2 separate regions of the Homo sapiens genome follow, and region 1 is linked to region 2. A link is a contact called in ENCODE Hi-C or POLR2A ChIA-PET data. All regions are on one chromosome and are shown on one strand. Each heading gives the region's core, a stretch centred on a gene start or an enhancer-like site at or near the end of the contact. The rest is flanking DNA. Distances are from core to core; before and after follow the strand shown. Region 1 overlaps UBE4B (ubiquitination factor E4B). Region 2 has its middle 5.8 kb from the start of RBP7.

Evidence for each region. A loop is a pair of places that touch in the nucleus more often than their neighbours do. ChIA-PET counts read pairs that join two places held with the same protein, here RNA polymerase II (POLR2A). Pooled maps may share reads with other maps.
Region 1: POLR2A ChIA-PET joins it to region 2 with 10 read pairs in T-cell. The contact joins two enhancer-like sites. A Hi-C loop is called at or near these places in 1 of 50 pooled maps. POLR2A ChIA-PET finds 5 or more read pairs at or near these places in 5 of 52 experiments (K562, MCF 10A, OCI-LY7 and 2 more).

Annotation. Positions count from the first base shown.
Region 1 is chr1:10,159,549-10,162,587 of GRCh38, reverse strand. It overlaps UBE4B (ubiquitination factor E4B), which reads right to left. Exons shown (of 28, transcript NM_001105562.3): 23 at 1,302-1,446. Among named protein-coding and RNA genes, the nearest start is that of KIF1B, 50 kb to the left of the region's middle. Within about 2 kb of position 1,292, at least 10 of the 41 ENCODE cell types and tissues checked have a DNase peak (open chromatin) inside an H3K27ac peak, as active enhancers do.
Region 2 is chr1:9,989,793-9,993,086 of GRCh38, reverse strand. It overlaps a transcript of NMNAT1 not described here. Among named protein-coding and RNA genes, the nearest start is that of RBP7, 5.8 kb to the left of the region's middle. RefSeq lists a silencer at 1,522-1,816. Within about 2 kb of position 1,871, at least 4 of the 41 ENCODE cell types and tissues checked have a DNase peak (open chromatin) inside an H3K27ac peak, as active enhancers do.

The sequences.
Region 1 (3,039 bases), core at 43-2,542, 170 kb before region 2:
GCCTGTAGTCCCAGCACTTTGGGAGGCTGAGGCGGATGGATCACCTGAGGTCAGGAGTCCAAGACAGGCCTGGCCAACATGGTGAAACCCCGTCACTACTAAAAATACAAAAATTGTCCGGGTGCAATGGCTCACGCCTGTAATCCCAGCACTTTGGGAGGCCGAGGAAGGCGGATCACAAGGTCAGGAGATCGAGACCATCCTGGCTAACACGGTGAAACCCCATCTCTACTAAAAATACAAAAAATAAGCCAGGCGTAGTGGCAGGTGCCTGTAGTCCCAACTACTTGGGAGGCTGAGGCAGGAGAATCACTTGTACCCAGGAGGCAAAGATTGCAGTGAGCTGAGATCGTGCCACTGCACTCCAGCATGGGTGAAAGAGCAAGACTCCGTCTCAAAAACAAACAAACAAAATACAAAAACTAGCCAGGTGTGGTGGCAGGCGCCTGTAATCCCAGCTATTCAGAAGGCTGAGGCACGAAAATCGCTTCAACCGGAGAAGCGGGGATTGCAGTGAGAAGAGATCGCACCACTGTACTCCTGCGTGGGCGACAAGAGTGAAACTCCGTCTCAAAAAAAAAAAAAAAAGAAAAAGTGAAGAAAAAGCAGTCCCCACTTTGACATGAGAACCCCTTATGGAAATCAGTTCTGATTCTGAGCCTGACAATTCCAAGAACAGAATCAATAAACCTAAGCCAATCTAAGAAGTCACCAGCAACTGTCAAGGGCCTCATAAGCGACCAAGGAAGTATCTCAGTGGCTGCTACGCACGTCAGGAAAGAGCACTGGTACTGGCACGGCACGTGCTTTCCATGGAACCTGGCAAGCCAGGCCTCTTTTCTATTAATAACTGAATATAAAACCCAAGATCAACTGAAAGGGAAAAAACACCCCGCCAGGATCCTGAGTGATTCACACAGTTGCCTAGAGAAGCCCATAGGAACAAATCAAATTCTTGTCCAGCAGACATAATTCTAGAGATTTCTTTCCTAATTATGTTCATGAATATTAATATATTCAGACAATAAAAGCTCATCTCCAAAAAAGCCCTTTAAAATTAAAAAGGCAGAGAAAGTTTTCAGTGTACATTTTCAAAGACTTCTCAACCCATTTCTTAGCTTCAGATAAGGTATTTAAGAATTTTCCTATTCCAATCCTGCAATATGATTTCATGGAAGGAAAATCCCAGCATGTCAGATCGCATATCATCAGACCCACAAATGCAGCCCCAAAGCAGCTCTGCCCGTGTGTGGAGGCAGATGGCCTGCAAAGCTGTCCAAGCCTCTGGACCACGTCCTCACCCGGGGCAACTGGTCCCACTGTTCTTTGTTCTTCATCTCTTCCTGCACTTCATGGATTCGCTTCAGAGACTCCAGACTTTCATCGAGCAAAAACGTCGTGTCGTTTATCAACATGTTTATATAGCGAACAAACTGCTTCCCGGAGCTGGAAAGGCAATTATATTGTACATGGTCATACATCTCCCTGAAGCAAAATGCCACAGCAAATCCCAGGGAACAAGCACCTCCACCCAGACTGCAACTATCTCACCCTAAAAGCCTGGCTACCCTGGCACAAGTCAGGCACTATGGAATTCAAGGACCACCAAGCTTCTCTTTAGATTATGTTAATCTTGTTTCTTTTTGAGACAGGGTCTCACTCTGTCGCCCAGCCTGGAATGCAGTGGCACAATCACAGCTCACTGCATCCTCGACCTCCAGGGCTCAAGCAATCTTCCTGCCTCAGCCTCCTAAGTAGCTGGAACTACAGGCACACACCACCACGCCCAGCTTTTGTATTTTTTGTAGAGACAGGGACTTGTTATGTTGCCAGGGCTGGTCTCAAACTCCTGGGCTCAAGCGTTCCTCCCACCTCAGCCCCTCAAAATGTTGGGATTACAGAGATGAGCCACCACACCTGGCCTGGATTTTGTTATTCTTTTAAATTGTTTATGATAAGCTCATTCCAGTGGTATTTGGAGCCACCTTGCACGGCTGATGACAGTCAAGTGCTAAATATTCCAGAATTTTATAACCAGATTCCCCTGGCACCTTAAATTGGGCAACAGAGGAAACAGTCACACCATGGAAAACCAGCAAATGCTGACTCCCCCACCCTGCTTCCCAGAGCAGGCTTACCAGCACACCCCTAGCTCACTCCCTCAATGTTTTTAAGGAGAGAAAACACTTCTTCCAGACTAGAACAGGAAAAACGCATATACTCACCAATATACCAAGAAAATGCAAATAATTAACCACATACAACAGATAAGAAAACAACTGATATAGTTATTCCTTATCACAAAGACTGACGCATGGAAGAAAAATTGGAACCTGTAATATTGATAAAGTGGGATATTAACTTACTTTAAAACTGGAAGCCTCCAATCTAAGGAACTGTTCTGCAGATCGTGTTATAATGAGAACTTGCTGGTGAACTGAAATAGCTTGGCCTACCTCTGTTAGACTCTGGAGATGCCAGATTCGTAGAGAAAAAAAGAAGCTACACTTCAGGGTCTACAACTGTGCAACTACGGGGTGGTAAGCCCATGCTGGAGAAGAGAAGTTCCTGTGAACAAGTGCAGGAGGCCTCGATCTCAGGAACATGGCAAGTTCAGGACAAGCGCTCCAATCAGCACCATTCAGACCAAGCCATGGGCCTGCCTCGTGCCAGGCTTTAGCTGGAACACAATTCTGACCATAAGAGCAGTTTATGGAAACAAAAAGTTAAAAAGTTTGCTTCACAGAAATCTATCTGGCAAATAGTTATTCCACTGGTAATTTGTATATTATTGACTAGTAATTCGGTTAACAAGTATAGCTAGATTTGATCAAAGATCTAACATGGGTTGCAAAAGATCCAAGTAGGTGGGATAAAATTTTTATTTATTTATTTATTTATTTGAGACGGAGTCTCACTCTGTCGCCCAGGCTGGAGTGCAGTGGCACCATCTCGGCTCACTGCAAGCTCCGCCTCCCAGGTTCACGCCATTCTCCTGCCTCAGCCTCCTGAGTAGCTGGGACTACAGGCGCCCGCCAC
Region 2 (3,294 bases), core at 622-3,121:
CCCCAACTCAGTTCCTCTAATCACATCACACCCTTTCCTTCAGAGTCTTGGTATTTGGTGTCTCCTCTTTCTGAGATGTTTTTCCTCCTAGTTTTTGCCTGGTTAGCTCCTTTGGCTTCCAGCTCAAAAGTCACTATTAGGGGTACAGTCTTTTCTTTTCTTTTTCTTCTTTTTTGAGACCAAGTCTCGCTTTGTTGCCCAGGCTGGAGTGCATTGGTGCGATCTCCACTCACTGCAAGCTCCGCCTCCTGGGTTCACACCATTCTCCTGCCTCAGCCTCCTGAGTAGCTGGGACTACAGGCACCCGCCACCACACCCAGCTAATTTTTTGTATTTTTTAGTAGAGATGGGGTTTCACTGTGTTAGCCAGGAAGGTCTCGATCTCCTGACCTTGTGATCCACCCACCTCGGCCTCCCAAAGTGCTGGGATTACAGGCGTGAGCCACCACGCCCGGCCATAGGGGTACAGTCTTTTCTAGTCATGGTCTCCATGGAGAGGAATTGTCCCTAAACGCCCCTGGCCTCTGCTCATCCTCTTAGGATTGGAACAACTAGGACTGAAGGAGTGCCTGGGACATGGAACTCTTGCTGCTAACATTGGAAAAGCCCCTGGTAAACTGGGATGAATGCTTGCTCTCGGGGCAACAGCCACTGAACCGTTTTCGTCAACTAGGTAGAGGTAATCTATAAAAAAATTATAATCCTAGGCTGGGCGTGGTGGCACATGCCTGTAATCCCAGCATTTTGGGGCCGAGGAGGGAGGATCATTTGAGCCCAGGATTTTGAGATCAGCCTGGGCAAGATGGCAATGTCCTGTCTCTATAAAAAATAAAAAAACTAGCTGGGTGTGGTGGTATGCACCTGTAGTCCCAGCTACTCGGGAGACTGAGGTGGGACGATCGCTTGAACCTGGGAGGTCGAGGCTGCAGTCAGCCGTGATGGAACCATTGCACTCCAGCCTGAATGACAGACTGAGACCGTCTCAAAAAAAAAAAAAAATCTAAACCTAAAGTATTTATTTACTTACTTATTTATTTAGAGACAGAGTCTCGCTTTGTCACCCAGGCTGGAGTGGGGTGGCTCAACCTCTGCCTCCCAGGTTTAAGAAATTCTCCTGCCTCAGCCTCTAGAGTAGCTGGGATTACAGGCGTGAGGCACTGTGCTCAGCCCTTTTGTTGCTTTTTTTTTTCGTCTTATTTTTCAGTTGGTTTAGAATGTGGACAGAAAAGTACTTGGATATCTTCAAGAACTTGAGAGCCATCTTCTCAGAACAGCCTTCCTATATGCTCCTAATACACACTTACTCCACATCACATCTCTGCTTACGTCCTTTATCATTATTATAATCCATAATTATCTTTTTTCTTTTTTATTGACTGCCTTTTCCATGAAGCTTTCCAGGGCAGAGCCCATGTTGATTTCATTCACCACTCCTGTATCTCCAGGGTCTAGCACAGTGCCTGGTAAGTACTCAATAAATGTTTGTTGACTGACTGACTGACTGGCTATGACCTTTTCCAAGGGAGAAATGCCATTTTCATTGAGAAGCCAGAGTGACATCACCTTGCCCATAATGAGCTAGCTGTTGATTCTCATAACTGTAAGACATAGATTCCAGGCTTGGTGCGGTGGCTCACGCCTGTAATCCCAGCACTTTGGGAGGCTGAGTTAGGAAGGTCACTTGAGGTCAAGAGTTCAAGACCAGCCTGGCCAACAGGGTGAAATCCCATCTCTACTAAAAACAAAAATTAGCCAGGCTTGTAATCCCAGCTACTGGGGAGGCTGAGGCAAGAGAATTGCTTGAACCCGGGAGGCAGAAGTTGCAGTGAGCTGAGATTGCACCATTGCACTCCAGCCTGGGTGAAGAGGCAAGACTTTGTCTAAAAAAAAAAAAAAAAAAATTCAGCTGACTAAGAGAACAGGATATGCAGAAATCTTACTTACTTCCTATTCTTAAAATCTTATTGTTCTAAAACTTGGCCTGAAAATGAAAATCACAGAAAAAACTAATAATAGTTTTAACCTTCGTGCTGGTTGGTATGGCTTCTGGCCAGCTTGAGCAAGGGTCATCTATTATGGACAGGATTTAATTTCAGCTGAAGTAGACATAGACTCCACTTGCCATAGGATAAGGAGTAATTTTTTTTTTCTTTACAATTCTAATATCTTCCTAGACAGGACTCAAGGTTATCTCTGGAAGGAGAAGCATAATTTATTTGGTCAAATTTGAGCCCTTTCTTTCCTTCTGTTTGGTGCTGGCAAAGTAAACCAGAAGATTACAGCCAAGACTGAGGTCCTAAACCTGTGTACAAGCACTGTTCTTCCTAGACAGCAATGGATGGGGATTGCTGAGGGCCACTTTATCATGGAACCTCTCATCTGTTGCTTGATGGAGTCTGATGCTGGTTCAGCAAAGACTGGCATGGACCTTGTGGTGGACTCCACACCATCCATACCTCCCCTCCCTACTGCAAGAATGCAATGCCAATAGGCAGTTTGGTCTGGCTCCTGAAGGTAGACCTGGATTAGTATCAGGCTAAACCAATCCCGGAAACCCTATTAGCTTAGCCAGTGATCAGCTTTAGGGAGAAGCAGGTTTAAATGACTGAATCAGCCAGTGAGATGCGATGAGGAGTTTGAAAGGGCTGTTGGAAAAGATGTTTCTTTGATTTTAACAGAGCCATGGGGAGCCATGAGGAGTCACTCCTGAACATGAACTAGGAAGCCTGGCTACTGGTGACCCTCCTATAACTCAAGGGCACTAGATTTAAGACACTGTGACTGGAAGTGTAGAGGGATGGAAAGAACCCGGGTCCCCGATGACAGTGTTGACTCACAGCACCTACAAACCTACACACCTTCCATTCTGCCCTATGTCTGTACTTCTGAGTATAGATGTCCGTGTTTAGATCACTTTGAGTTGAGCTTCCTGCTACTTGCAATGAAAAAAAATTCTGATACATTTTGAAGCAGGGTATTTCCCTGACCCCTTCATTGGCAGGAACTGGAATGCAGGGGCGCTGGAACTAGCCAGCCACTTTGGCGCTGGCAGGGGCCATTCCACTCACTTGGACCTGCTGTGTTCCACCCCTTATGGGAGGCGGAGCATGCAGGTGAGCGGGTGCAGGAGCTGGGGCAAGTGCTTTTGGGCACCTGAAGGAGCAAAACTTTGTGTGGGCCCCGCAGCAGCATCTGGTGAGGGTGCCTGCAACCCCTGAAGCCCCAGAAGGGGTGTTACAATGCCCTTTTAGCTTTGCTGTGGACAGCTTAAGTGTTAACAGCTCAGTGGAGGGT